Regions from separate parts of the Homo sapiens genome. Here regions 1, 2, 4 and 5 are each linked to region 3. Evidence: chromatin loops called from intact Hi-C (ENCODE). Cell type or tissue: dorsolateral prefrontal cortex. All regions are shown on one strand. Each heading gives the region's core, and the rest is flanking DNA. Links, peaks and the distances in the headings are about the cores only.

What was found. A loop is a pair of places that touch in the nucleus more often than their neighbours do. Peaks named below come from ENCODE experiments on the same cell type or tissue, not always from the same donor. Only the 100,000 strongest peaks of a DNase experiment are listed, where the experiment ranks them.
Region 1: a loop joins it to region 3, with 3 times the contacts of the local background. A loop is called at or near these places in 87 of 110 quality-filtered maps.
Region 2: a loop joins it to region 3, with 2.5 times the contacts of the local background. A loop is called at or near these places in 22 of 110 quality-filtered maps.
Region 4: it touches region 3 in a loop (13-fold over the local background); 19 of 110 quality-filtered maps call a loop at or near these places.
Region 5: a loop joins it to region 3, with 2.2 times the contacts of the local background. A loop is called at or near these places in 14 of 110 quality-filtered maps.

Annotation. Positions count from the first base shown.
Region 1 is chr2:200,582,081-200,588,070 of GRCh38, reverse strand. SGO2 (shugoshin 2) reads right to left here. Exons shown (of 9, transcript NM_152524.6): 9 at 3,975-4,622. The coding sequence ends at 4,607. AOX1 (aldehyde oxidase 1) reads right to left here and starts at 2,057. Exons shown (of 35, transcript NM_001159.4): 1 at 1,918-2,057. The coding sequence starts at 1,962. In dorsolateral prefrontal cortex, for the core only: a CTCF peak has its summit at 2,210; DNase peaks (open chromatin) are centred at 1,490, 1,914 and 2,034; H3K4me3 peaks cover 1,430 bases; H3K27ac peaks cover 706 bases.
Region 2 is chr2:200,468,682-200,474,810 of GRCh38, reverse strand. SPATS2L (spermatogenesis associated serine rich 2 like) reads right to left here. Exons shown (of 13, transcript NM_001100423.2): 11 at 4,795-4,897; 12 at 1,759-1,979. All of the region lies in intron 2 of LOC101927741 (a long non-coding RNA gene), which reads left to right. Among named protein-coding and RNA genes, the nearest start is that of KCTD18, 38 kb to the left of the region's middle. RefSeq lists enhancers at 1,564-1,713, 3,029-3,208. In dorsolateral prefrontal cortex, for the core only: CTCF peaks have their summits at 3,340 (motif pointing right) and 4,283; DNase peaks (open chromatin) are centred at 3,370, 4,380 and 4,870; H3K4me3 peaks cover 1,117 bases; H3K27ac peaks cover 4,722 bases.
Region 3 is chr2:200,700,433-200,706,561 of GRCh38, reverse strand. It overlaps the pseudogene AOX3P-AOX2P and the pseudogene AOX3P. Among named protein-coding and RNA genes, the nearest start is that of LINC01792, 32 kb to the left of the region's middle. In dorsolateral prefrontal cortex, for the core only: CTCF peaks have their summits at 732 (motif pointing left) and 3,209 (motif pointing right); DNase peaks (open chromatin) are centred at 718 and 1,093; H3K4me3 peaks cover 890 bases; H3K27ac peaks cover 5,000 bases.
Region 4 is chr2:200,616,238-200,622,179 of GRCh38, reverse strand. AOX1 (aldehyde oxidase 1) reads right to left here. Exons shown (of 35, transcript NM_001159.4): 17 at 1,361-1,530; 18 at 934-1,060. Among named protein-coding and RNA genes, the nearest start is that of AOX1, 33 kb to the right of the region's middle. In dorsolateral prefrontal cortex, for the core only: a CTCF peak has its summit at 3,455 (motif pointing left); a DNase peak (open chromatin) is centred at 5,799; H3K27ac peaks cover 611 bases.
Region 5 is chr2:200,523,067-200,529,195 of GRCh38, reverse strand. SGO2 (shugoshin 2) reads right to left here and starts at 2,989. Exons shown (of 9, transcript NM_152524.6): 1 at 2,944-2,989. RefSeq lists a silencer at 3,071-3,120. In dorsolateral prefrontal cortex, for the core only: a CTCF peak has its summit at 3,135; a DNase peak (open chromatin) is centred at 3,095; H3K4me3 peaks cover 1,568 bases; H3K27ac peaks cover 786 bases.

The sequences.
Region 1 (5,990 bases), core at 37-5,036, 120 kb after region 3:
CCTGACATTACACATTTCCACGTATTTATATGCTTGCTATCTCCCCAGCACAATGTAAGCTCCATGCACGCAAGGACTTGTTATTTCTGTGCTCTGCTGTATCTCATAAGCCTGGAACACTGACTGGCATACGGTAGGCCCTTAACAAATAAGTGGATTGAATGCTCATGATCACTCTTTATGAAGTAAGTGGTATGATCCCCTTTTAACAGAGAAACTGGGCCTCTGAGAGGTTAGGTTTTCTCAATCAGAATTAGAATTGGAATTGAAGACTTGTTTGTCTAAACAACAAAGCCAGTGTTGTGTTTACTATACCATTCTATTATGCAAAAGAAGAAAAAAATGACATAATGTCAATCATCTCACCCCATTGTCATATTTCACCCTCACAGCAGTCCTGTGAAGGGGTCCTAATGACCCTTACAGATCAGGAAAAACTAGCTCATCTTATCCAATGTAGAACCCAGGCAGCAGGGGCAGACAAAGTTTTTGAGGGGCCTAATGTACAATTTGGGGGATCCTCTTTAAGAAACATAATACAAAACCACAAATGAAATTAGGCTCAGGGTCTTAGAACAGGCCTCACAACTAGGGCCTGGTGCTTCACACTGGTTAGCTTCCAGGGGAGGCAGCTGGTGCCCGTCGGGAAAAGTGTTGTGGCTGCCCTTAGCCAGAAGCAGTGGTCACAGGTGGCTCTGAATGAACCGGCACCAACACGAGCACCAGGGAAATCAGGTGCCACTGCTCTTGCTTGGTTGTTAGCTCTGTTTTTGTTGTTTTTAAGAAATAGGATCTCACTCTTTTGTCCAAGCTGGAGTGCAGTGGTGTGATCACAGCTCACTGTAACCTTGAACTCCTAGACTCAAGCAATCCTCCTTCACCCTCCCCAGTAGCTGGGCTGCAGGCACGCACCACCACACCGGTTTTTTTTTGTTGTTGTTGTTTTGTTTTGTTTGGTTTTTTTTTTGTAGAGACAAGGTTTCGCCATGTTGCCCAGGCTAAACTCGAACTCCTGGGCTCAAGCAATCCTCCTGCCTCGGTCTCCCAAAGTGCAGATTACAGGCGTGAGCCACAGCTCTCAAGGGAGCTCCTTAACCTTCCTGCCTCAGTTTCCTCCTTCAGAGTAATGTCAATGAAACTGGAACATTAAGAGTGAGCAGAGTTGATGCTCACATTAAGGGGGGTGTTTTAAAGGATGCCCAGGGGGCTTTGCTTCTCCCAAACATCGGACACTGCCTGGAACTGTCCCTCGGGTTGCGCAGAGCGAGCCCAGCTTCTGAGGCGACAGAGCCCGCACCCAGCAGTGGAACCCGTGAGGACCTTGGAGCCCCCAGAGCCTGACTTGGGTTCAGCTCTGCCAGGAACTAGCTGTGACTTTGGAAAGTAACGATTTCTTCATCTGAGAAACGATGGGGGTGGTTTGAATGTGTTCGTCTCTACGGTCTTGTCCCGAATCTAAGTTGCTCTCTGCGCTTCCAAACGCACCCCGCGAGCTGAGGCTCAGCCATTTCTGTAGGCTGCTCTCAGTGTACTGGGGACGTTCCCGTTATCGGCTGGGATTGAGGGAACGAAGATCTGGGAGTGCTGACCCCTGATGGGCAAGAATACTTTTTATCTTACTGTTTAGGGAGGGCGTGTGGTTGGAAATCAGCTTGTGAGCCTTGGAAGGAGAGGAAAGGGGAACATAAGGAAGGTGGGGGCCCAAAGATCCAGGACAGTCCCTGAAAACGCAGCCTTTAGCTGCCCCGGAGGCAGGGGTGGGAATGCGAAGGCAAAGCCGCTGTTACGGGAGAAAGCCAGTCCGTGCCTGAGTGCCTTAAACGGCGGGCACGAAAGGATGGGACGAACGGCAGGGGCTCCTCTCTGCCCCGGCCCTGGCCGCAGGTCTGGGGGCAGAGGAAGCCCGCGGGCGCTCACCTTGCGGCCGTTCACGTAGAAGAGCAGCTCGGACGCCCGGTCCATTGTGGTGTCCGCGCTGGTTCGAGGGCCCGGAGCGGGAGGCGGAGGTTCTGGGAAGTAGCGGGCACCTGGGACCCGGCGGCACCGACCCGCCGAGTGGGGCGGGGCTTGCTGGAGCCTAAAGTCCAACCCATCCACCCCGACGGAGAAAGCCTTGATTAAGATCCAACGTTCCTGAGCTCTTTGCCAGGAACTCTTCCCGGGACACCAGCACGTGTGTGGGCGTCACTGGCGCCCTCTATGTGGGCGGAAATCATCCGGCGAAGATGAAGACGACCCCTTCATCTCCTCGCCAGTGGCGCTTAGCGTCTGTGTCACACCCTCTTGCGTCTTAGCAAACATTGTAAGTCCTGGGACATTGCTTTTGATGGTCTTATGTTACTGCATATTTTAGGTGGTGTTCCAGCTGGATTTAAGTCTGGGAACATTAGTAACTCCCCTCCAACCAGGCCTGCTGTAGTCCTGGACTCTTAAGTGTAAACAATCATATTTATTCCAACTCTGCAAGAGCGGATCTTAGGGAAAACAAATAGGTTTACAACTTGATCTTTTAGAAATATAAGGTTGGTGCAAAAGTAATTGCGGTTTTTACCATCACTTCCAATGGCAACAACTGCAATTAATTTTGCACCAACCTAATAATTACTGGTTTTAAAATGAAGTGCTATCTTGATATAAACTTAAAAATTTTATCACTATTTACAGTTTATCCAGTAACTAACCACAAAGTTTATCTGGTAAATAAGAACAGAGATGTAAAACATCTTGGAAAACTTAAAAAAAAAAACTTGGAAAATACAGCAAAGCATAAAAATAAAGAACACCTGTAAGCCCACAACTTAGAACTTACCACCGTTCACTTTTTTAGTCTATCCTTACTTTTTGAAACATGTACTTTTAACACCTTTAAAAACTTAAGTGGGACAAACTAGTTATTTTCCAGGCTTTTTTCACTTGCCATACCTTAGAACATTTTCCCATGTTATTTCATTTATGTAAACACAAAAATTTTATTGTGAAATTTTCCAAACTTTGCACATAAAAGTGAAGAGTGCAATTGGCATCTACCTGCCCTTCACTGAGCTTTAACAATGGTCAACGTTTTGGCATACTCCATTTTTTGTAGTATTTAAAAGCCAATCCTGGACATATTTTAGCCCTAAATACTTCAAAAACACACATACACATCCTTTTAGTCAGCCGCAACACCATTTCACGTGTCTAAAAAATGTCTTTTACACTTGACTTCTTTGAATCAAACAAGAGCTGTGCAATGTATTTGCATGTGGTCTCATCAGTCTCTTTTGATCTAAAACAGACTTTTTAACACTATTAACACATTGAAAAAGAAACCAGGTCAGTTGTTCTATTGAAATGAACCATTTTTTGAATGTGGCTAATTGCTTCTCCCTGGTATTGTTTTTCTACTCTACTTATTTCCTATGCACTAAATATTAGATCTAAAGCTTTGATTAAATTCAGGTTCAATTTTTTGGGGGGGAGAGGGCAAGAACACTTCATAGGTGGTACCATATAATTAATATTGCAGCACAGCAGGAAGCATATGGTGTCTGGTTGTTTCATTCGTAATGATGCTAACATTGATCAGTGGGTTCAGAGGGCTATTCCTTTGTAATGAATTTCTCCATCAACATTTCACCTAATTGTTTTACATCCATTGTTGAGCATTGCCTGAGCGGTAGTTTTAATAGGGGTTTGCAATTTTTCTAATTCTAGCATTTCTTCTTCATTCATCAACTGGGATTCTTTGAATAAAACTATCCATCCTTCACTAGAGCTATTGACTAAACCCCTCCAGCACTCTGTACCCCCACTGCAGTCTCTCAAAGTGTGGTACTAGGACAATCCTCGGACGGACTCACCTGAAGCATCTGATTAAGATGCAGATTTCTGGGCCCACCGCGTTAGTGGTCAGATATTGTCTAAAAAAGTTTTCCATCTAGGTGGAATAGAGTTTGAGTAGTCATTTGAATTCAATAAACTGTGTATTGATCTCAGATATGAACAGGATTTATTACTACTTATTACTGGAAGAGTAAGTGATCTTTAAAACCAAATTATAAAAACCAAATTCAAAAGAGCCTGAAAGGTTAATCTCCTCCTCTAAGTCATCAGATTACATATAATAGAAATAATACAGAAGCTGACATTCAACATGTATTTCTGAAAACAGAAGAATGAAGGGAGAGAAAACGGGCCAGGGCAGGAGGTGGCTTTTAAACCCTTTTGGATGTCCACATATATTGAATGGGTTAAAAACAGACAGCAAAACAAGACAGCCTAGTATACAAGATAACCAATGCAAAGGTATTTATTAACACATTTTATTTGGTTAAAAGGTTATTGTTTGGTTAAAGGCTACTAGGTAAAAAGAAGCTTAAATAAACAGGAAGGTAAGTTATATGATGACCAAAATGACTCAAAAAGTTTAATGTTACAAAATAGCTATTTTATGCACATATACCTATTAATAAACATTAAGAATGGACAAATCAACACTCCATGAAAGGCCAAAGAAACAAAAAAAAAACCTTTTCATTAAGCATTTCATCTTCTTGATACTATATTTCTGTTTTGATTCCTTATGCTTTGAAAATTCAGAAAAACCAGAATCCATAAATTCACTTCATCTTCTCATCTTGCTGCAAAGTAGAAAAAAAGGAAGATTAATAACAACCCAAAATTAATGCTTTTGCTGTGAAGCATGGAGAAGAAAATTGTTTCATCATATCAGTAGAAAAGAAGTTTCCTTAAACCATAAGCTTTGTTAAATACTTGAAATACTCTAATTTTTCTTAAATCTTATAGTTCTCACTATCAGAGTACTTCAAATAATTCATTTCAAATATTTAAGAAAAATTAATCAACATAGATTTTATATATTACATGTTTATTACATAGTTCCTTTTTGTTAGAAATTTAGCATATGTTCAAGAACATGTGAAAATATACCATTTAAAAACAAAGTAAATGCTCATGTTCCTACACCCAGGTTAAGAAACAAAATATTACCACACCTCCAATATGCCCCTTTCTGATCACAACCCTCTCCTCCCCCAAAAAGGGACCACTATCCTGAATTCTATTATCACTCCTTTCTTTACAGTTTTGTTTTAAGCGTTTGTGTATTGCTCTCCCACAAAGTATATTGTTTGGTTTTATCTGTTTGATAGATATCTTTATATAAATGGAATCGTACTGTAGGTGTTTTTCTGTGACTTTTTCCACTCAACATCTTCATTCATTTTCAAGCCTCTCCTTTATTGAAACATTAAACATTTTATATTCTGTGTCTGATTGCTGTTTCTGCTGATACCTTGTTCCCCTGTGTATGTAATGTTTTTCTTTACTATGAGGTAGCCCTTCATTTTCCTTGGAACTTTGGCTGTGCAAAACATGTTGAGGTGTGAGATGGACAACTCCCTACAAAATATTTGCTTCTAATAGACAACAGAGCACTATAGTTCATGCACTAATTATACTAAATCCTCAGCTTAACTTTTTTTTTGCCTTCGAAATATTGTGAATTCCAGCTATAATCTGCAATAAAGGCTGTATTTTGGTTATGAATTCTAAGGAAAGATTTTTTTCCTCCTTAATTCAGCACCCAAGTTATTTCCTGGGGCTGAGCAAGCTAGTGGGGAGGTTATTTTTAGTTTGCTCTTTTACTGAGAAAGTAGATCAACTTTATGGAAGAAGATCTATTAGACTATTTATTTTGGATAAACCCTAGGATTTGTCTTCTGTCCCTAGCCCCATAGGGTTGTGAATGCAATGTTTAGGTTCACCTAGTTAGACAAATATCTTCAGGATAAGGTCAGTTCCCCTCTGAGTTCCTGCTATCATTTGATCTTTGATCTGAGCTTTTCTTACTTTCCTACTAAAAGAAATGTTGGTTGGCTAATAGTCATTAGTTAAGAAATGCATTCAAGGTATGTTTTTTAGTATTTTACCCAATAATTTTATTTTTTCAGTAAGAGGGTAGATTCCTGCACCTAATACATCATGTT
Region 2 (6,129 bases), core at 343-5,342, 230 kb after region 3:
GTCTACAGTGTTCTGACTTAGATATTTGAGTGGATTTCAACTTAAATGAGCCATTACCTAAACTGCTAAACCAGAGAACTGAAGAAGTATCTACATAGATAGTACTTAATCTGGCCTCCTTTGTTTTTAAAGAAATTATGAAAAAGGGAAACTCTTAGACTAAATTTTAGACTTAATTATCAGCATGGTATTTAATAATGAACAGAGAGGCCAGGCATGGTGGCTCATGCCTGTAATCTCAGCACTTTGGGAGGCTGAAGCAGGTGGATCGCTTGAGCCCAGGAATTTGACAGCAACATGACAAAACCCCATCTCTACAAAAATTATACAAAAAAATTTAGTCAGGCGTGGTGGCACGTGCCTGTAGTCCCAGCTACCCTGCAGGCTGAGCCTGGTGGATTGTTTGAGCCCAGGAGGTTGAGGCTGCAGTGGGCCGAGATTGTGCCAAAAAAAAGAAAAAAAAAAGAACAAAAACTGTGAAGATATATTTAGACTACAAGTAAAAACAGATTTGATTATGATCTTTAACTAATGAGATTATAACATGCTCCTTGTCAAAGTGCTATCTTAAAGCTCATGAAGACTTCAGGGCCTGAGAAAACACCTGTCAATATCATTAATAAGAATTCTCAAAGGCTGAGACAGCAAAACCCAACAAGACACCTGTTAGAAAACCACCATTTTTAAAGTCTTACAAAAAAAAAAAAGAAAAGACTTTTTCTTGGAGATGATAAAAGGTATCTTAGGTATCTTTATAGCATGCCCAACTTCTATATCATCAGATCCTTTATTTTTATTTTTATTTTTTTTTGAGATGGAGTCTCACTCTGTTGCCCAGGCTGAAGGGCAGTGGTGCGATCTTGGCTCACTGAAACCTCCGCCTCCCGGGTTCAAGCAATTCTCCTGCCTCAGCCTCCCGAGTAACTGGGATTACAGGCACCCGCCACCATGCCTGGCTAAATTTTGTGTTTTTAGTAGAGACAGGGTTTCACCATGTTGGTCAGGCTGGTCTCAAACTCCTGACCTCAAGTGATCTGCCCACCTTGGCCTCCCAAAGTGCTGGGATTATAGGAGTGAGCCATTGCATCCGGCAGATCCCAATTTTTTGTTAATTCTCTAAGGATAAGGGGGAAATCACCTCCAAAAGATATAGTGGAGAAGCAGAAGGAGAGAAGGAAGATGGTTCTTTGGACACTTGTGTCTTTAGACATCATAATAGATAAGAATGAAGAATGCCATTTTGAAATGTATTCTCCTTACTGAAATCCCAAGAGAAGAGAAGACTGCACTAACTTTAGCCTCTTATTGATCAGCTAAACATAAATGGGGATTAAAATATCTTAAAAAACAAATGCCAGATTTCCTCTCATTAGTAGTTTAGTAGGTTCCGAGTCTTGTTCCAGAGTCTCTGTGGGTCCCTTCCACGTGTGGGCTGGTTTCGGGGCCCCAGGGATGGTGGCAGTCCTAGCCATGAGAAGAACTGTGTCACTGGGGTGGACTCTGCTCACGTGGTCAAGAGTGCATGCAGGCCACTTCCTCCACATGGGAAAGCACCTGGCAGGCATGGATGAGAGCGACCAGGGGAGTTCCCAAGAGGCCAGCTGGGCAGTGCTGCTGGGTGGGGAGTGGGTGAGGGCAGGTGGCGGGAGCCTGAGTGTGACCCCAGGAGGCCCAGAATCTAGTAGTTGCTGTTTTCTTCCTCTGGAAACAGGTTTTTTTTTTTTTTTCCTCTGGCACCCTGCACCAGTGTCGGCTTACCTGCTTGTTGGCCGGCATGGTCTGGTGAGAGGGGTCGGCGGTGCTGGGGAGACTGCTCACCATTTTGGGGTTTGCCGCTTTGCCTTCAGAGGGCTTATTGTGAGTGGATGATTTTCGGGAAAAGTTACTCTGTTTCCCAGAGGTTGCTGCGTGCGCATTCAGCAGAGGCAGCAGGGAGCTGCAGGGAGTTCTTGAGGAATAGTTGTTCTTTGGATGTGTAACTGCAATAATAAAGTGCTCAGTGTTACGAGCTGCACCTCCAACACTGCTGCCTCAGTAACCCATTAGGAAGCGCTAGAAGATGAAGAAACTGGCCAGGAGCTCCACAAAAACATTAAAAAGTTTTCTTTTGAAAGATGTTATTTGAAAGGGCATCTTGGTGCTTAAGAGAACAACCAAATTTCTTTTGTGGGAATCACTGAACTGTGATTACAGCATAATCATCCAAGTTGGGAGACATTTGTAGGAAATAAGACATATCTGACCAACTTAAATATTATTCTTTAGGTCAAGAACCACCAAGGGAAAAGAGATAATGAAACCTCAAGGTTCCCTCTCTGGCCCTGTCTGCAAATGTACTCTGCCTCGTAGAGTCCCCATTACCAAACCTGTTCTCACTTCCCTGATCAGTTCCCTGGACCAACTGGTACTGCAGACACAGAAAGATTGGGAGCTATGCGGACACTCTGGCCTGTCAGATCCACGATGTTCTGAGAGCTTGGGAATGGGGTGATGTTGGATGTTAGGAATTCTGTTACTCTGGGTCATGCATATCCCCCAAACACAGGGCCAGGCCCGCCAGCCCCTAAGGCATCTTGTATATTTCATTAGTGCTCCATCATCACACCTTTAATCAGCCCCGTTTTCTGCAGCCTCACTGCAGATGTGCACCACTTCCAAGGTTACAGGCAAGGCAGGCTGATCAGGCGGACACCCGTCAGAGCTCAGGGCTCAGGGCTCAGGGCTCAGGCAGGTCTGCTCAGCGTTTATTATGACCATTCCCCCTGGTTTTGAAAGTGGTGGTTTCTGCTGGGATGATTTCTATGTGATTACACTGAATCAGAACTGGAGGGAATCAATTCAAGGATAAAGCCCTGACTTCCCTCTCACAGTTCACCAGAATCTGACTGCCAGCTAGACCTTTCTTTGAGGCTTAAAACTGTCACCAATTTTTGAAAGCAACTTTGTCTGCTCTCTTTGTTGGATCAGATTTAATCCCAGGGTTCTGCTAGAGGACTAGGCGGGACCAGTAAGAATCACAATACAGGAGAAATGGAAAGGCCAGGGACACATCCCCAGTCCCTTCAGTGTACTGGGAAGGTGTGACAGCAAGCTGGGGCTGTCCAAATGTGACCAGGGGATTTCCGTGGCTCCTATGCTCACCAGATTCAGTTTCATGGGGTCATTATTGTCTGCAGATCAGGGACCACTATTTCCGGTTCAGTACCTGTGGGTTCTCAATGTGCTCTCAACAAAGCTGAGAAGGAAGGGCCTTTGGATGATTACGGTGTCTGTCTTTCAGAATGGACACCTGGAATTTAGTAAGGGACCATTTCTCCCACTAGATGGCACTTGAAGTGCTCAGGAGGAAAGGAGGTGAAGGGGCACCTCTCCATCGCCCCGAGATCGGTGGTGACAGGGCATCGCTCAGCATCACTGTCTTGCTCATTGAGGGCTGAAGTGGAAAAGAGGGTGGGCAGTTCCCTTTTTTAGAGGTGGGGCAAAAGCTGGGGATAGAGAATGGCAAATAGGTAGATTCTTTCATAAGGAAGAGTACAGGGGGGAACAATAATTTTTAAAAATGCAGTCAGAAAATCAAATAATTGGCAAGGATGTGTGGACAAGGATGCTCGCAGCAGTGTTAATTAATTAATTAATTAATTTTTTGAGATGGAGTCTCGCTCTGTCGCCCAGGCTGGAGTGCAGTGGTGCGATCTCCACTGACTGCAATCTCTGCCTCCCGGGTCCAGGTTCAAGTGATTCTCCTGCCTCAGCCTCCCAAGTAGCTGGGCTTACAGGCACCTGCCACCACGCCCAGCTAATTTTTGCACTTTTAGTAGAGATGGGGGTTTTACCATATTGGCTAGGCTGGCCTCGAACTCCTGGCCTCAGGTGATCAGAGTGTTATTTTAATGGTGAAAAACTGCAAGCAATCTAAATGCAGCAACCAGAAGACCGGTGACATCTATTATATTTAGAGAAATGACTGGTTAAATATATTGATATGAAAAAATGTCTACCATAGATTGTGAAGTGATAAAAGCAAATTGTGTTACTATATATGTATGCAGTGTAGTACAGTATAGTTAATTCTATCATAATAGGAAGTGCAGCCAAATCTTAATTTTTCAGCTGACTGCGAGGCTGTGGGTTTCCACGTCATTGACTAGTCCTTTCCTCCTTGTGGCCGTCCTTAAAGCCGCTTCAGTGCTCATTCCCACCTCCCCTTGTGGGTGGGCTGGTGTAGGGGGAAAATATAGCAGCCAATTTTGTTGCACATTAGCTGCTCTAATTAAGGCTTAATAGGGAACAAGACTAAAGCTAATGGCTGAGTGAAGTCTTTCATTATCTGCAGCCTCACTCAGCACAGAGAACCGAGGGTGGAGGCTCAGGGCACTGCTGAGGGGCTCGCATAACAGCTGGGCCCTGCACAACAATAACTGATTGTTCCCAGACATGTTAGGAAGACTCACTCTCTCTGCCTAACGAGTTTCTGTAGAACCAGGGCTGTTTGAAATCAGAGAAGCAGTTTAACTGGCAGTGCTTAATAAAAGTTTGCAAAAGGTATCAACTAGTTGACCTGTTCTGTTCCACTTAATAAATCCTGGGGAATTACTGATGGGCAGTGGCATTTGAAGACTCTAGGTTCAAATCTCGACATTTCTGGTGACTTGTGTCATGAGCTTAGATCATTAAATCTCTTTAGACCTCACGTTAGCCCCCTGGGGGGACTGCACACCTGACATTTCCAATAGCAACTCCAAATAGCACCAAGGTTACTCACACAGAATTATTCAGCAAATATGCAAAACTCACTTTCTCCGCAGAGCATGATTTGGGCCTTCAGCTGTTCGATGTCACAGGAAAACCGGGCAGCTTTCCCGAGCTCCTCGTCATATTTACGCTCGCTGACAAAGTGCTGGAGGAAAGAGATGAAAAGCAGGAACCCCATGATTACAGAAATGACCAAGGCACCCCCGTGGATGCGTTCACTCTGCTCTTCCGGTGTCCACTGCAGTGCTGACCTGGTGGGGATCTTTCCAGCCCTGTTGCTGGGAGGCTCCACGCTCAGTCTTAGTGCTGACCTGGCTAGGGAATGAGCATCTTCCTGCCTGGGGAATATGTGAGGGGCCTGTGTTTCTCTTGTTTGGGCCTACATGAAATGTGTGTCTGACTCATCTATTTAACCTTTTAGCACCCCTCGCCCTCCTAGTACTTTTCTGAATTGCATTCTGGCAGGGTCTTCTGAGTTTGGCCAAGTGCCTTCTAAGGTATTAACCATCAAGAGAAAACATGTCGTCCTTCCTAGACCCCCATTCCTATTTTAACAGGGAACCGGGACGTCCACAAAGCCTTTAGTGTCTGGAAAATATTATTTTAAATGGCAGAATTTCAAGTGCTGTGAAAAGAAGTGAGAAAGAGATTATTTTTCCATTCATTTAAAATTAAGATCTGTGTGTAGAAGACATGGTGAGAAATACAGAAATAACTGCGACTCAGTCCCTTCTTGAGTTTACCAGGGAGTTTAGCAATGGCAAGGAAAACAGATACCATTAACTACAATACAAGGTGGAATGTGGTTGGTGCTTTAGGAATATAAAAGAGGAAGAAATTATTTCCTACTGAGGGCAATGGGGAAAGAGTTATTTAAGAGGGAACATTGAAAAAATCATTGAACACTTACGAGGCACTGGTCAAATTCTTAGCAGATAATCTCATTTCATCTGATCACAGTATTATGAAGTCAGTATTATTACCTCTGTTTTACAGATGGGGGAATTGGGGTTCTACGAGTCTAAGAGAATGTGTAACTTATCCAAGGTCACAGAAGTAGAAAATTTTGCAGCTGGACTGTTTCACTCCAAAGCCTGTGCTACTAACTATTTTATGATGGGTGGCGTTTTGATAGGCAGAAATGAAACTCGGAAGATGAGGTGATTTCAATAGATCAGGAAGCTAGCAATTTTATATTTCTTACTTGATGTTCTAACAAGCTGGGATTTTTGTAGAGAGAGATGGAAGTTGGAACATATATTGAAGTCCAGCTGTGAATTTCTTTCTGAGGGGAAGGAGATATACTGGGGAAACCAGATCTGCTTTGGGAGTTTACGTCTGGTCTTAGTGGAGTACGAGGCTGAAGGGAGACAGTGT
Region 3 (6,129 bases), core at 419-5,418:
CTTCCAGTTCTATCCACAGCAAAATGAAAAGTTAGTATGGTAACCAATGATTTAAATAACAGGTTCATATTATTCCACAATTCTGCATTCAATACACTTATAAAACTGACATCAGCACTTCTGAGGGAATTCAGTAGCTCACGTTTTGAAGCAAGGTTGAGTACGCAATTGCCTACACCCAAAGCAGGAATGAGATCAGAAGTTGAAATTCTGCTAACAGTTGACTTCCTAAGGATGAAAATAAAAATTAATCAGCAACCTCAGGGCTTTTATTATGAACACTGAATTAAATAGAGAATGACATTTCTTTTCAGTCTCAGCAATTAGAATAAAAAGTGCCAGCATAAATGAGAGATTTTCTTGCAAATCTTAAAATGTTTTAGAGGAATCACTAATCCCTTTATTTATTGGCGAAACAGAAGTGTGAAGACAAATCGTGAAAATCACTTCCATGCCACCCACTTCTAATTTCTGATTAGGAGAGGACTCCAGTGATTTACATATGAAGAATTTATTTTCCAACTCTGCATGTCTAGCTTGCTTGATAATAGGAAATAGTTAAGGAGAGTAACCCCAGGTGCTTGCAGCTGGTGGTGGGTGGGTGGGGTTAGTAGAGTATATCTGAGAAGAAAGGGAGCAAGGGCTGTTTGGGGTGAGATGTGGAGGGGGAGGCAGGAGCTGAGCCAGAGAGGGTTTGAAAGAGGAGACTAGGCAGCATCCCAGAGACAGCGACATCTGCAGGGTGGGAAAAGTTGATCTCCCAGCCAAGATATCACCACTAAAACCTACCCATGGCTGCAATGCAGATTCAAGGAGCACAGAGGTGACAATATACCGAGAGATTCAGATGTAAGAGGGGGCAGAGGAGAGATGGCTTGTGGGCAACATACCCTGACAACCTTTGATCTGGGGAAGCTGCCTCCTGGAAAAGGCCATTGATGGGGATTTCATCATTGAAGAATTTACTTTGAGTAACAAATTGCAGCTAGAATGACTGAGATGAACCTAGCTGGTTAAAGGCCCTCCCTCCTATAAAGATAGAACTGTTGTAATCAGGCAGCCTAGAATGTGCATGTCACAGGATCCAGAAGAGGCCAGCAGAAACACCAAGCCACAGTAATCAAAGAGGAGGGTGCAGACCGGACCATAGAAACAATCCAGTGATTCTTTCATACAGAGGCATTGAGGGTTAGCAAGGATAATGCTGCTGCTGTTATTTATAGTTGATAATTACATGTATATTTGTAGTCAATATTTTACAGCTATATATCATATATCATAATTGGAATAATACAGAATTACACTGAAAGGTTGAGTTAATTGTGTGGTTCTCATTCATATTTGTTATCAGGTCAATTGTTCTCAATGAACCCATCAGTTATCTCTGTAAGTAACAAGTTAAAGAACCCCTTAGGGAGCTGTTAAAGATAGACATTTCTGGACTGGATAGATTCTCAACAGACAATTGCAGATATGAACCAGGTCATGGGTGGGTGGACCAGGAAGGCAGCACCTCCTCTCTGGCTCCCTATTCTGAAAACTTGGGCATTTAAGTGGCTTATCCACAAGGGTCTGAAATTAGGCAATCTAATATTTCAATCATGTGAAAAACACCAATGGATACAGCAGAAAGTGGTAGAAATCATGAATGATACAACCTTTCCTCACTAAACTACCCACACCCAGATAATTGGTGCAGAAAACCTACTGCCACGTTCCTGATCTATTGTCCAGCCAGGGTTCTCAGATGCTTCAAGAGAGCATGATGTGTCTGTGTGTTCTCTGGGACTTGGGGACCACATCAGCCAGGATGTCCCTCACCTAGGCCAGGCTGAGGCCAGGGTCAGCTCTGAAAGTGAGACACCTTCATTACTATTCTGTAAACCTGGGAAAGAAGAGGGTAAGTCGGAAAGGCCAGAGTAGGCATATAATGCCACCACTCTCTTTCATAAAAGACCCCTTTTTAAATTATTAAATAACACATCTTCATTGTAGACTACCTTGTAAATATAGAAAAGTGAGGAAAAGAGAGTAAACATGATTCAGAATCCCTGAAAAGCAATCAGAACCATTACAGCCATGCTTTGCGCTCTGCTCTAAGGATCAAGAGAGATTTTCCTCATCAGGTGCTGGGTAGCTCCTCTCCCACCATCTCCCCTGCTCTCTGCTCCAGCAACAGGCACTGCCTCCAGTCTCCTGCACAGTGTGTGTGCAGTTCCACCCTCCTTACCTGGTAACTCCCCCTTCCTTTCATCTCAGCTGAGAGAAGCCTTCCATAACTGTCCGATAAGTTTGGGTCACCCTATTACCTGCTCCTCTAACATCACATTCCACTCTTTCATAGCACTTGTCACAATTGCAGTTTTGCATTTCATTTGTTTATTTCTTTGATACCTGTCTTACCCATCAGATTATAAGCTTCATGAGAGCAAAGTCCAGGCCTTTTTCTTTAAGTCATTGTATCCTCAGTGCTTAACACCATGCTTGTTTCCTTGTCTAACTTCACCAAGTCCTTCCCATCTTTATGGTTGAGCTTGAATTCCACACCTCTTTCACCGTACGTCCTTTGGCTCTCTTATCTCTATCATTTCCTACTAAATTTGTATCCAGTTCCATGTGATTGGCACTGAATCATTCTCTAGTTGAACCATAATCCTAAGTGACACTATAGGTATATGCTGACCTGCCTGCCTGCTTTTCTGCCTCCCTCAATTCATAAAACAAATCGGAGCACCTACTGTGTGTCAGGCATGTTCTAAGGGCTGAAAGCACAGACATGTTATCCACTGTCAGGAAGTCAACATTCTCTTAGGGGAAGACAGTCATAACCAGACAATTGAATACGTCAGTTGTAATTTCAGATATGATAAGTGCTATGAAGAACCAAAGCTGGGTAATAGGTTGATTGTGAGAACCGGTGCTTGCAAGCAACCCCTGGTAACTCATCATGGTGATTACAAAGCATTGCCGTACCAGCAGCTGTTGCTCAGGACCATTGTTGTGAAACTGAAAAGCCTCAACTAATGAATCTCTACCTTGTGAATTACTTTTCTTTACCTTTCCATCCCATTCTGTATTATGAGTTTGAAAAAAAGAAAATATAAATATGTTTTATATTTATAATTGCTTATGTTTACAGGAACATAATGGTTCAATAGGTAATATACAAATGTTTTTGGAGTCTGTTTCATCAACACATGTGAATTCACTCAGCAGAGGGAGCTCATGCTTTAATTTTGGGAAATTGGACAGAAAAGGCTCTTGTAAAAAGAACCTGAAGTAGGCTTTGTGGCTCTCATTTTAAATAAGACTTGTTCACAGTACTTCTTGAAGCCGAGACCAGTTGCTTAAGAATGGTTTGATTTTCATTTGCATAAACAGATGCGACATTTTGGGGCAGAGTTTTCTTCAATAAGGTTCTGTTTTGCTTACCAAATAGACCAACTTAGACCAGGCATCCCAGCTCAGGAATCTAAGGATTCATCTAGAAAGAAGGTAACTGTCCCTAAGTTACCTACGTCTCTATGGCTTTTCCTATTACACCCTGAACTCAGAACATGCACTTATTTGACCTGTTTTAACATGACTGTGATTTGGCATTGAAAACTTACAAATAGAGGTTTTTGCCCTTTGAGATTATAAAACAGATATTTATTGAGAGTTCAAAGGATGTTCAAAGGATATTAACAACAAGGTGATTTAGGTTCAAAGGCAAAGACTGAGAGAATGAATCAATTTTTCAGATAAAGGGCCAGCACCATGAAGTTGACTCAGCGGTGTTGAAACCGCAGGTAAAATCAGCAACAGAAACCTACGGGGGGTGTGTGTATGTGTGTGTGTGAGTGTGTGTAAACTACAATTTTCCAGTTATTCAGAGAACTATAAAATGACTGAAAAGGCTGTTTTAGGTCAAAGTTTTTCTAGCATTATGCATGCTCTTATTGTGCATTTCTACAAGGAAAAAAGCAACATTTAAAAAACCTACTTTTTATTATCAAAGAGATTCGTTTGTAGAAAATACAGGGAAAAGTGTTGAGGAGCATAACAAACACAAGTTATTTTACTAGTGCTTGCAACTTTACATATACCTTTAAAATTAGTGTATGTAGCATTTAAGCGGGTATCTATTTTTGTCTTTTCCTTTCTTAAAAATCCCAGATTTTCCTCTCTTAAAAATCCCAGATTTTCCTCAATCAAAATTTAAAAGTCACTAAAACTGAGCTAATCCAAAAAAAGTCAATTTTGAATGCATTCCATAGATTGTGGAGAAATATTCCACTAATCATAAAGGAAAATATTTATGTCAAATACACTTATTGCATCACTCTGTAATTATTCCTTTATATAGCCACATTTCCCACAATACTATTAGTTCCTAGGGAAGAATTCATGTTTTTTTCGGGGGGATTGATTTACCAGCAGGTAGCCCAGTGCCTGGTGCCTGGTAAAAGCCTAATTACCTATAAAATTAATAAACAAATGAGTATTTAAAAATAGTTTTATTCCACCTGTACTTTTCACCAAAAAATGTTGATCTAAAGAATTGAGTCCTAAATTGTGGGGAAAACACCCATGCCTCTCCTTGTTGGGTAGCTTTGAAACAATTGTTAAAATTGGTTCTTCTGAGTTAGAGAAGGGAAAACCGAAGGAATACCTGGCGAAGTTCTGTGGCCTGCGAAAACGGTGCTTGCTATTTACCAGGGAACGTGGTAGCTGCTCTCATCTGCTACCGGAGGGAAGAAAAACGCTAAGTACGCCCTGAATCGTGGAGGTAGTTAGAGACAGCTGAAAGACTTCTGGGTGAACAACAAACATTTTGTTGAGCCCCAGCTCTGTGTAGAAAATTGAATCTCAACAGAGGATGTACAGTCTTTACCAGGATTTTCTGAATCTAGCAGACATTCTAAAGATCCTATGTGGTTCAGCATTACAGTGTCAAATATGATTTCCTCCAGCCACATGATCTCATGATTTGCTTAGTGTCAAATAGCCTGAGCTTGCTTTACCAGAACTATCTGCAACATCAGGATCTTGTTACAGTAAATGAGAACGCACCTTCTTGTATGTTAATCACTATAAATAATTCCAAAATCCTTGCAAGATGGATAATAATTGGATGGAAAACTTCTTTGAATTTCATATCAGGCCCTAAAAGACAGAAGGATTATCACTGGTGGGAAATAAATCAGCTAGATTTCATTTTGCAAATCACACTATGATTCAGAAGTGATAATTACAGATCCTAATAAAGTGAAATAAAACTATTACAATTGTGGCTTGTTTTCCTCCTCAGTAATTTCCCCGATATTGGAACTGAGTTTGATCCAAGCAGTAAATCATCTGTGGATTTTTTCACTCTAGAACCCAATAAAAGAAACATCCATTTTATTATTTACTGATGTTTTAAAAGAATGGAAATTTTAGCCTCAGAAAATTTAATTGCATTCTAGAGTTGGAATGAGAGGCCAGATTGCTCTTTATGAGCCAGATGTATTAATTGCATAACGAGTTGGGCACAGGGGGTGAATTTTAATCACCCAGGAATGTATTTTGATTTATGAGTAGATGCTGCAACTTACATCTCCTTTCGCTAATCTAGTTTTTCAGTATACAAAGTGAAAACCTGCTTCCCCATGAACTAAGGTTTCCCATCATAACAGGGGGGTGCTGGGGTACCTAAGTTTCAGCCTCAGAAGATCTTTCTGGGTTCCTGGAGTGATCCAGGTAGTTCTCTCCCCTTGGAAAGTCAGAGACCCCAAAAGAAAATGGGGTCCCAAATGGAGACCCCAAAAGAAAATTCTCTGCCATTCTCTGCAGTAGACAAATGCAGACTTCATGCTGATGTCAATGACAAAACACACACTTTATTACAGCTCACAAACTGAACAAGAATGAATGAAACCCACCATGGATAACAAAACACATAGAATAGTGGCCTAATTGATTCATAATAGAATCCACTGCTTTGCATATTTATTTTTCCATCTCTTACAGCTTAAAAAGAACAAAATGGATTTTAATTAAATCTTGACTTATAAGAATCCTATGTATCAGTGATGAGTTGTCTAATGTCAAATTTCCAACTGAAGAAATAATTATTGACTAAGTTATGAATGAATATAGCACATT
Region 4 (5,942 bases), core at 943-5,942, 85 kb after region 3:
GAAAGTACATAAAGGTCACTTTGTTTTCTCCTCTAGACTTTAAGCTCCATGAGAGTAGAGATCATACATATCTTGTTCAGCTATGGTGACCAGACATCATAGATGCTCACTTTTAAAAATCCCATTTAAGCCGGGCGTGGTGGCTCATGCCTGCAATCCCAGCACTTTGGGAGGCCCAGGCGGGCAGATCACCTGAGGTAAGGAGTTCGAGACCAGCCTGGCCAACATGGCAAAAATGCTGTCTACTAAAAACACAAAAATTAGCCGAGCATGGTGATTTGTGCCTGTAATCCCAGCTACTCAGGAAGCTGAGGCAGGAGAATCGCTTGAACCCAGGAGGTGGATGTTGCAGTGAGCCAAGATCATGCCACTGCACTCCAGCCTGGGTGACAAACAGAAACTCCATTTCAAAATAAAATAAAATAAAATAAAAAATAAAAAGCGCATTTAACACATGGAAATATAAATAAATCAGAATAAATTGAGAGAGAGAGAGAGAGAGAATGAATGAACTTCTGGATTGAAGAATGAGAAAAAAGGCTTCATGGTGCAGATACCACTTGAACTTGTAGTTGAACTTTGACCACACTGAGACTGGGACAATAATAAGGGCTTCTCAGGGAAGGGATTTCCATATAAAATTTACCATTATTCCATCTTCATTTACTCATTTATACCATTAGCAGTATGCCATCTCACTATTAGAAAATGTAAAACACCAAATAATCTTTTATATAACTAGTTAATGTCTTTACTTGTACAGAAAATGAATATATTTGAATTCATTCAATATTAGAATATACTTTTATAATAAGCATTCTAAGAATACTGGAGTCTTTCATGGTGTGCCAAAGTAGATGGTATCTTTAAGAAAATATGAAGCACCGTTAACTGAGAAAGTTATTTTTCAAATAGAAAGCAAAAATGCAGTACCTTATCTGTCGCCAGAAATTTCTCAGCTTCAGTAAAAAAGCAGAAGGAGTTGACGTCACTAAGATGTTCTGCTGTCATGATGTCCACCACACCGGGCATGCTGAGAGCTTCTGACAGATCAATAGACCTAGATGATATACACAGCAGAGCTCCTTAGAGTGGCCATAGAGGCCAAGAACATGGTTAATTGGATAATAAGATATGAGAGAGGTAAGAACTGTCCAACAGTCTCTGCCAGACAATTGGGAAAAAATTCTTGGGACAACGAAGTTGTAGTAAATCCTACATTTCGATCCTGTTTCACCTCTGGTCTGCATTGGATATCACCAACAAATAGCCTATTTCTTCACACCATTACTTTTCACTAGTGTGACTTAGATGAAAAGACAATCATTTATGCCCATTGAGTAAGAATTTTACCACTTACACAATCTTAGCATGAGCTCTTGAACTAGTCACAAAAGTCAAGAAAAGTTCCTGGTCCACCAGAGGCATGTCATCACAGTAGATGGCCTCCCCCGTGGCATGCTTCACACCAGACAGATGCATGATGGGGTGGCCAATTGGGTCTTCAGGATGCTGCTTTGGGCCTATATTCTGTTTAATAAATAACCAAAATATACTTTTACATTTCTATAGAGAAAGTAGGAATTATTATTATGCACATTTCCCATAAGAAGGTAGCTATATAATTTAGACTCAAACCAGAATACTTTTGCATATGAAAAAGCACTATTGGGCTGGGCACAGTGGCTCATGCCTATAATCCCAGCACTTTGGGAGGCTAAGGTGGGCAGATCACTTGAGGTCAGGAGTTCGAGACCAGCCTGGCCAACATAGTAAAACCCCGTCTCTACTAAAAAAAAACAAAACAAAACAAAATAGCCAGGTACGGTGGCACATGCCTGTAATCCCAGCTACTCGGGAGGCTGAGGCTACAGAATCGCTGGAACCTGGGAGGCAGAGGTTGCAGCGAGCCAAGATCACAGCACTGCACCCCGGCCTGGGAGACAGAGCAAGACGCCATCAAAAAAAAAAAAAAAAAAAGTCACTATTAATAACACCAAGACAATAAACCTACTACAGTAATTCAATAAGCCAACTGGTATGTCAATCCATGATGTTGTTCTTATTTTTCACTTTTTTTGAATGTAGACCCCAAACATCTCAAATGGAAATTCCATTTGTGTAAGTAAACAAATTTAAATCTTTCTTCTTGACAATACAAAATTATGTCCTCTTGCTAATGCTTATGTATCTCTTTAAATTTTATTATCAAAATGACTTTACTGTTTCTATATAAGCACGATACATATAATATTTTACAGAAGAGTATGATGATATCGTGACTATGTTTGTAGAAAATACTGAGGGTATTACTTCAACCAGAATAGCCTTCTTTTTTTCAATTTTGAGTGAGGAAATATAAGAAATAATTGGCAAAACTCTTAACTTAGACAATCCTGATAGAGAATGAAGCCAAAGGGACCTGCAATTGGAGTAATGATCCACTAATGTTGCTCTTTCTTAGAGCCCCATGGAGCAGAATATCTTGCTGTTGGCTCTGTAAATACCTTAAATGTGTTTCATTAATCAAAGCAGACATTAATCAGCACAATGTCTGCCCTGGTGTTTCAAATATGGGAATTTATGGCTTTCCCAGTCGGGTGTGTATTGTGAAAAGAACTGAAGATATGAAGAAAGAAGGAGAGCAGGTGAAGAGACAGACATAAGGCCAGGGTGAAGGCTGTGGCTGAGGAGTGGCCTGCTAAGCCCTGGTGGGTACCCCCATCTGTAACTCACTGTGTCAACATTGCACTCGGTACTGGGACTGAGGCCAGACTCCCAGAGGCTTTCTCTGGAAGACCTGGGGGTGAGGGGCATGCAGTCATGTTGGCCAGGTTGAGGTCAGAGAAAAGCTATGGACACCTCCCCTTCCCATCCTGCAGCTCACAGGATCACCCTGAGCCCTGGATCTTCCTTTTAGATGAGCCTTACAATGCCAGGCTACACATCATATGGCAGGAGGGAAGAGAGAACAAGTCGCCAACACATACTGGTTAAAAATCTTTACTGGGAGAAAAAAGAAGAAACAGGCCTATTTCCAACATAGCATCCTTTAAGGCATCTGAGCGGGGAGAAAAGCTAAATTCTTTTGTATTTGATTACCAGAATGTGCAGTTTGAGAAAGCCTATTCAGCACATATGAACAATAAGTTAGATACTTGAATCCATCTAAAATGGTATTTCATCTCACTCTTCACTGCAGGGTTTCCTGTTTCAAAGTCTGCCCTGGTCCAGTGAAAGTGCTCCAAGGCTCTTGCTCTATGGAACTGAAGACAAGCTGTCTGGATCCCCCCGATTAACACATTTCCTTTTCATGCAGATGTTTTGCTTTCCTTTCTGAACATTTGGATTTAATTCATCTAATCCCACAAATGGAGGAGACCTCTGGTTATAATGAGAGCTTTACTTAAGACAGCTGTGAAATGTACAGTTCTCCAGTGCCCTCTGCTGCTCCAGGAACTCGAGAAGAGTGCTCCCCACTCACTACCCAACTACTTAAGGGCCTCAAAAAAACAAAAAACCTCTGGCTGGAGATAGAGATCAGAGATTCTCCAGGCAGGTGGCAGGGCTGGAATATCAGGAGAGAACGGCAGAGTGGCATGTGTTATTTCAGAACATGTTCAACATTGATTTGAAAATAAAAAAACCATATTATTTTCATAACATAAATGACAAGAAGTAAAATGTCAACCAAATTGTGGCTGACAACTATGCACAGAAAGTAGTGTAATTTCTACAATTAACTTGGTATAAGACATGTGTGTAGGATGCATTTATTCCTATTTTATATAAAATTTACTGTTTTGCTGCAAAATAAACACTGTTGATAAGCATTTATTGTTCTAATTTCATATTTCTTTTACTTAAATGTAAACTTCAGTTTTGTAGTTAGTATAATACAGTGAACAAAAAACGGAGTATTGACTAAGTTTTTGTTTTTTCATTTTCAGTTATTGTTGAGTCATCCTGACTTTATCAGCTAGAAAGCAGGAGACTATCGAGAAAAATAATTTAGACCTTGGCCCAGGGCTCCATTCAATAAAGGTAGATATTAGGCCACGAATGTAGGGGACTAGGGAAAATGAGAGAAAAGTTTACTTATTGGGGTTCAGGCATGAGCACAGATTGGAGACAGTCCCAACACTCCAGCTCTATTGACGTAGCTCACACTGCCCTGTCCCCATGGCAAAGGAATCCCCTCAGTTCTCCTCTTCCCCCTCTGCTTCGAGGAGCTGAGATAGTGATGAAAAGGAAAAACCAACAATGAGGTTCTACCAGGTGTGGTTTTTCATATGTTGCAGATGGTAGGAATTGACTTCCTCTGCAAAATATCCCCCAAAGTGCTGAGCTGTGATGCTGCTTGGGCTCTCAACCTGAACCACATTTGAGTGAAAAAAAATCACCCACATCTTCTTTTTAAAACCCTAAGAAGTTTTTTCATCCTGAAAAGCAAAATTCCAGATAATTCATAAGCTCAGACATTAAGGAAAGACATTCATAGGTATCTGTAATGGGTCTGGGAGTTAACTGACATAACACATTTCACTGTAACAAACAAAACACTTCATCACATTGAAAAAAAGTCTTTTGAAACCATGTTGTGTGAGGCCTGCCAAAAAACTGAGGAAAAATTCCAAAAAATGTCTTTGTCCTACCGTCAAAGATATCATACATTTTTTTTTTTTTTTTTTTTTTTTTGCAGTTAGTTGTGATAAATCTACTGGTGAAAGAAGCTGTCCTCAATTACCTGCTTCTGCTTAGTATTTGGCTAAAGATACTATGGAAGGAAGAATGCTGTCTCCTCAAACTGGTGATCTTTTGAAGCTGTGTCAAAATATTTTCAAAGCAAATGAACTGATTTAGGGGAAAAATGCTCTTCGTGAGTGCTGACGTTGCTCTAGCAATGTGGATGTTTGTATGTGTGTGTGAAAAACCACGGGCAAAACAAAAACAAAACTCATCTATGTGGCAGACATATTGCATCTAAAACTTTGTTTTGCAATCAATGATAAACTCTCATTCAAGATCATGCACTATGTGAAGATTTTCCTTTTTCTTTGGATGATTTCAATATCCATTAATTTGTTGTTGTTTCTTTCTGAAGTTTATTCCATTGTCTAAGAAATATTAGGGTATTTATAAGCCAAAGGGTTCAACTATCATATTTGAAAAGAACACCGGGGAGATGGCAGCTGTTTTTAACTTTCAAAACAATCATTTTCAATGGAGTTTGGTGCATTTTAATTTTTAAACATATTGAACCTAAAACCTCAAGGAATACACACCAACGTCAATGTTCATTACGACATACTATAAGCTTTCACAACCAAATCCAACAATAGTTTCAGTGAACAAATGCTTTAAAAAGCCTTTTCATGTTCTTGACTTACTAAAACTCTCGAGGTCAAGTTTCCTGATAATAATTTCAAGGAAAAACCCACCAAACTGTATCCACTTTACCAACAGGGTGACTTCAGGCATATTTTTATGATGTGGCAGAAAATTCCATTTGAGAGTTAGGAATCCTGTTTTCTAATAGCCTTCATTACGAGAGCACAAAAAGCTCTTAGTACTTACGTTTGATTCAACTCTAAAATGTAACTCACAGAAAAATCACTAGAAGAATAGAGACTAAGGGAGTAAAATATCTTAACATTCAAGCTAAACAAATCAGCAGTTCTTTTTAAAAGCATTATTGAATTTTCATCAACCTCTAGGGGCTGTGTCTTTTCCTCTGAAAATGAAAGCAAAGCAGCCCATGGCCTTGCCGCAGAGCGTGGCTTTATTGGACTCTGATGCCTGCAGTGCCCAGGGCAGAAAACACGTGACAAGGTGGCCATCTCATGCGTGTCTGTGGTACAAGGCCACAGTGCAAAGCACGTAACCTTTAAGACCCAAATCAACATTCTTCTTTAATATTACCACTGCTAGATTTGTCTTTA
Region 5 (6,129 bases), core at 698-5,697, 180 kb after region 3:
ACAAGTGGTCCCTTGATGCTGGAATGCTATGACCTGATTTCCCTGCTTCCCTTCACAGCAAAACTCCTTTAGAGAGTTGTCTATACTTGATGTCTCCAATTTATCTCCTCCCAGTCTCTCTTGATCCACTACAATGAAATTTCTGCTCTCACCACTACTATATGGGAACTGTTCATTAAGGTCACTGAATTACTATGTTGTTAAATCAAATACTGTGGTCAGGCCCAGTCTCTTTTTACTTGATCTGTGAAAAGCATTTAATATCAAGTCATTCCTTCCTTTTGAAATACGCTCTTCACTTGGTTGCAAAATAGCACATTCTTCTGTTTGTTCTGAGGCAGGATTTTCTCCTGCCTCGCTGACCACTTCTCAGTCCCTCTTGCTGGTTATTCTTCATCTCCCTAACCTCTTACCACTGGAGTGCCCCAGATCTCAGTCCTTGGATCTCATCTCTTTTATATTTACATATACTCCCTGGACTATCAGCCAGTATCCTGGCTTTTAAATCTAAATGCTGATAACTCTCAAATTTGTGTTCCCAATCTAGACTTTTCCCTTGAACTCCAGATTTATTCATCCAACTGCCTACTACGCATCTCCAACTAGGATTTCTAACACACATCTCAAATTTAACATGTCCTAAACTCCCCCCACCCCAACCTACTCCACCATGTCCTCCCTAGCTCACTTAATGACAACTCCATTCTTTCAGTTGCTCAGGTCAGAAAGTTCCTTTCATATCCCACATCTATTCTATGATCAATTATGCTGACCCAGCTTTCACAATATATCCACCTGGGCTACTTACCACTATTTCTACTGCTACCACTTTGATTCAAGTTGCCATTCTCTCCCATGTACATTATTTGCTATAGCTACGTGAATGGTGTCCCTGCTTCCATTTTCTCCCCGACTATCTATTCTTAACCTAGCAACCACAATGATCCTTTTAAAGCTTAAGTAAATTCATGTTACTCCCATGTTAAAAAAAACTCTCCAGTAGCTTTCCATCTCACTCAATCTTTAAAATGGCCTAGAAAGTACTATACAATTTGACACTTCTCTTCCCCAATTAATCATCAGTGAACCTTTCTAATCCTTTTCATTAATCTTTCTCTTGCTCAATAATCTCTGGCCACACTGCCTACCTTGACATGCTCTAAAGCAGAAACTTTTATTCCTTCTTCCCTTTGTATCAACTCTTCCTTCAAATGACCACAGGGCTTGCTCACTTCCTTCGAGCATTTGCCAAAATGTCACTTTCTTAGTGAGCCTTCCCAGTCCAAACTACTTAAAAACTGCACACTTACCCCCATTCTCCCCTTCTGTTTTATTTTTCTCCGTTAACTTATCAATGTCTAAGATAAAATTAAATAGTTAACTTATTATCTGTTTTCTCCTACTAAATTGTAAGTTCAATGAGGGCATAAACTTTTGTCAAATTTGTTTGCTTCTGTACCTTAGTACAGAAATGTGCCTGCCACATAGCAGCTGCTGGATAAACATTTGTGGAAGAAGTGACTATGAATGAATGGAAGAACTTTCCAATAGAAAAACCGCCCACTCTTGGAATGGGTCTCCTTTGAAAGTGTTAAGCAGATGTTGGGAGGTGTCAAGCAAATAACGGAAAGATGGTTTTAGAAGAAATTTCTGCAATGGGGAATAAGTTGAACCAGAAACCTTTCAAGATTAAGGCTCAACAGTTCTTTTAAACGTTTTGCCAGGAAGAAACTTTAAAATCAAAGATCACTATCTATCTCAAAGACAGTAGAACACAGAAACTCCCCACAAACTGTTGCATCTCACACACCTGAAAGGGATCCTAACATAGAAATCTAGTTCATCTCCCAAAAAATCCAGTCTGGAATATCAAATCTCACTTTACTAATTAGGAAACCACAGCTGGACTGCCCTCCCCAATAAGCTGGTTCTGACACAATTCCTTAATTTAATAAACGACACTGTCAATCGCCTATTCAAATCCTCATGCCAGAAATCTGGGAGTGTTCCTTGACACTGCCCTGCAACCCCCTACATCAATGACCTCACCAAGGGAAACTTTAGGAGCCAGAACCAGGCATTTGGGGTACTGTTCCAGGGTGATTTACCATATAGACACTGAGACATTATGATAGTGATTACAACTGTGTTGGAGCTCCAGTTCCAACGTTTCATAGCTATGTGATCTCAACACCTCTTCGTCTCAATTTCCAGATTTATAAAACCATAAAAAATAAGGGCATCTCCTTGTAGGGACTAAATGAGCCAATGTATGTACAGTGTCTAGTACGGGACCTGGTAAACTATCAGCACTCAATACCAGCACTCTGTGACACTTGTCCGGCCAGCATCTCGACTATCTCTAAATACGAAATACTCAGTTCCACATCCAATTCTCCTGAATTGGATACCTCATCTAAAAAATCATTGTCCCTATTCTCTACTGAAATCCTACCTGTACATCAAGCAGCTCAAGTTCTAAGTTCCAAGTTCTCCCTAGTCTTCCATCACCCCTTCGCCTTCAGCCAGCCTCTCCAAACGAGAGGGCTCCTTCGAGAACTTTGGCACGCAGTCCCTAACATTCATTCCGCAGACACGTACTGAGCGCTCACAATGCCCTAGAAACTGTTCAAGGGAGTAGAGCAGTCCCAGAGACAGAAATATCTTCCCTTAAGTAGCTGACCTAACTGGTGGCTCTCCCCGCTCGCCCTGCCGGACGCTCAAATCTCAGAAACAAGAGGCAGCGACTCAAAGCCAAAACAGGACTCCGTCAACGAACCCCTCGTAGCCGGAGAGGGGCCGCCGTCCCGGATCCCGGAGGACAGAGGGCGGAAGACGAGCCGGAGACCGAGGCGGACAGCGCCTAGAGAACCGACTCAAGAACGACACCGATCCCGACAGGGAGAGGGCGGTCACGTCAACTGCCGCAGGCCACTAACTTACCTCTCTTTCAGCGTGGGGCACCCCCACCCAGCTCCGGGAGCTCGGCGAGCAGCAGCGGCTGCGGCTTGGGTTTAAACGCCACAGCCGTTGGCGGTTGCCCCATCAGCCAATCGGGTCCTGCGAAGATGGAGCAAGGGAGGGCGGTTACTAGGAAGTGAAAGGCGGAAAGGGCGGGACGCCGCTGCTAGGGCAGGAAGGGGCGTGCCCAGGCGAGCCGGGGGCGGCACAGTCTGCGTGACAGGGGTGCTCTTCCGCCCTGTGTTGGTGGCGGTCCGCTGTCTCCTGAAGCGTTGATGGAAAAGGAAACTCTCCTCTGACATTCATTATCAATCACATGTCTGAAAGGCTTGACAGCCACCTCAAGTCTGTTAGAAGGTTTATGTTGTTTACTGGGATACTACCCACCCACATCTTACCATTTCTTCTGCATCCTTGCATTTCCAAGTGTGACGCCAGCACATTTAGTTTTCACTTAAAAGCTCTCCCCGTTTTTCTTTTAACTTTCTGGGGGAAAAGCAGCAATGACATTTCGTTGCAAACCCCGGATCTCATTAATATTTAGGTCTTGCACTAATGGTCTGTTTTAGCTGAATATACAAGAATGACGTTTTCCATTATACACAACTACATTTTAAAAATGTATTATTCACCTTATATTCCATGTCAATTCGCTTATTTTTCGCAAATTACTTTCATAATTTTTACAAAGAATTTGGAGAAACTACAAAGAATAAAATTTCCTCTTTGTATGCCATTGGACTGAAAATGAAAATAGCTTGTTAAATCAAGGTTCCAATAATTGATGATACAGTAATGCAGTCAGCTTCATATTCTTGTCAATTTTTTGTTCATTCGAAGACATTTGAGAATTACAGCTTTCCATTTTTACTTTAAAGAATCTAGACAAATGATGCAAAACATGCTTTTGAGTTAAGATCTTTTAGTCTAATATAAATCACGATCAGTCTCCAAACAGATCTGGTTACATGAATCTTGTGTAAGTAGAAAAGTATTTACTGATTGTCCAGCTGCTAAAATTCCAGAAGACAGTGGTTTACAAAGTAATATACTGGTTATAGAAATTTATGCTTACCTAGGAGTTAACTAGCACTATATCTTGTTTACCCAGCCTGACACATTAAATGCTCAATGTATGTTATATGTTTTTTTAAATGAACCTTGTAGTGACTGTGCCATTTAATGGTTATTTAATCTTGGCCAAACTACTTAATCTCTCTGGGCTTCTGTTTCCTTATTTGTAAAATGGAGTTAAACAGCATCCCATATATTTTTATGATGGTTTCAATCAATGGGCCCTTTTGTTCAAATACATTAATATTGCTCTCTTCCCAATGGACACATTTTGTAGTTACAGCTTCAAAACCAAAACAAATAGAAAAGGGAGACAGGAAAATCAGAGGTAGAAGAGATGCTAAAACATTTATCAAGACATGAATACCAAGACCTCTTTAAAAAAAAAAGTGCTAGCCGGGCGCGGTGGCTCACGCCTGTAATGCCAGCACTTTGGAAGGCCGAGGCGGGCGGATCACGAGGTCAGGAGAGCGAGACCATCCTGGCTAACACAGTGAAACCCCGTCTCTGCTAAAAATACAAAAAATTAGCCGGGCGTGGTGGCGGGCGCCTGTAGTCCCAGCTACTCCGGAGGCTGAGGCAGGAGAATGGCGTGAACCCGGGAGGCGGAGCTTGCAGTGAGCCGAGATCGCGCCACCGCACTCCAGCCTGGGCGACAGAGCAAGACTCCGTCTCAAAAAAAAAAAAAAAAAAAAAAAAAAAAAAAGTGCTACCTTATCTCAGAGCAGTTGAAAGGATTTAACTGCTTTGTAAATTGTAAAACCTCTTGAAAATGTAAATTAGTATCATATACAACCATAAACCTAAAAGTATAATTAGTCGGGTTAAATTTAACGTGATCTCAGCTTGCTTTTTAGTTATTTGCCTTTTGCCTCTTGGTATAATGGATAGAGGCAGGAGCCCTGGATGAGAAGTCTGGAGATGCAGTTATTATAGTTGTGGCTGAGCCATTAGCTGTGTGTTCCTTGTTTCAAGTATTTTATCTGTAAAAGAAACTAGTTACATTAAATGAGCTCACAGACCTGTTGTGATACTCTCCTGCACTGGGCACTGATTTTGTTCCTCTCCATCTGTTTTCCTTTATTCTTATACTTGTTAGTTGCCTGATTTTCTCTACCTAAGCATAGATTCCAGTCAATTAAAATTTGATTGTCCTAAGACACAATCACTCACACCAAAAAAGGGATGGGAAGGAAAGGAAAGAGAGAAAGTGTAATTGCCATAAAACAAAAACCAGAAAAACCCTCTTTAACATATCGGCATTACTAAAACAAAAATCATCCAAGAACAGTCCCTGAGCAGGAGCCAAGTAAAGAACACTGCAAATCAATAAAGCAATAAAACAAAGTAGAAGGAGTGTACTTACATCTTATGAAACCATCTGACCTGATCATCTGTACCAGTCTGGCAGGATGAATTGCACCAAGGAAAATTAACCCAGGCTGATAGAAGCAGAAAAGAATATTGGGTGGGTTAAAGCATTTCTGGGTAGGATAGAGATACAGGCTTGGAAAATAAGGGGAGCTTGGCAGCAGACGAGCACCTAGCCATGGTCATGCTACCAAAAATAGCCCTTTGAGGATGCAGCTGATCTTGTACAGCCAACAGTGGCACTAGATGCCGCCACTGGGACCACCACTGCTGCTGGGACCACTGGGACCACCACTGCATATGGGAAAGTGGGCATAGTTGTGCTGCAGTTTTCCCATCACTGCTGCTTGGCATTACTAGCTCCTGTTGCTAGACCTGGTTTGGGTGTGTCTGACTCGTCAAACCTGAATCATATGCTACAAGTCCTGCTGCAAGGGAGTCCTGAACAGCCTGTGTCTGGCTTTTGTTGTTGTGTTGATGATGATGATGATTATGATGATGGTGGCTTCTTAGTGAGAGGTAACCTAGACAGACTCATAAGGTGAGGAATTACCCAAACTCAGGAAGTGCATTTTGAGCTAGGCGGCCAAAAGAATGACAAAGGTTCATTTCAGTATTTTATGCAACTTTACTACAATAATTACTTTTATTTTATTTAATAGAAACCAGTTAAATAAGCTGTGCTGGGTGATGGATAGCTAATCATTATAACAGCAGCAGATA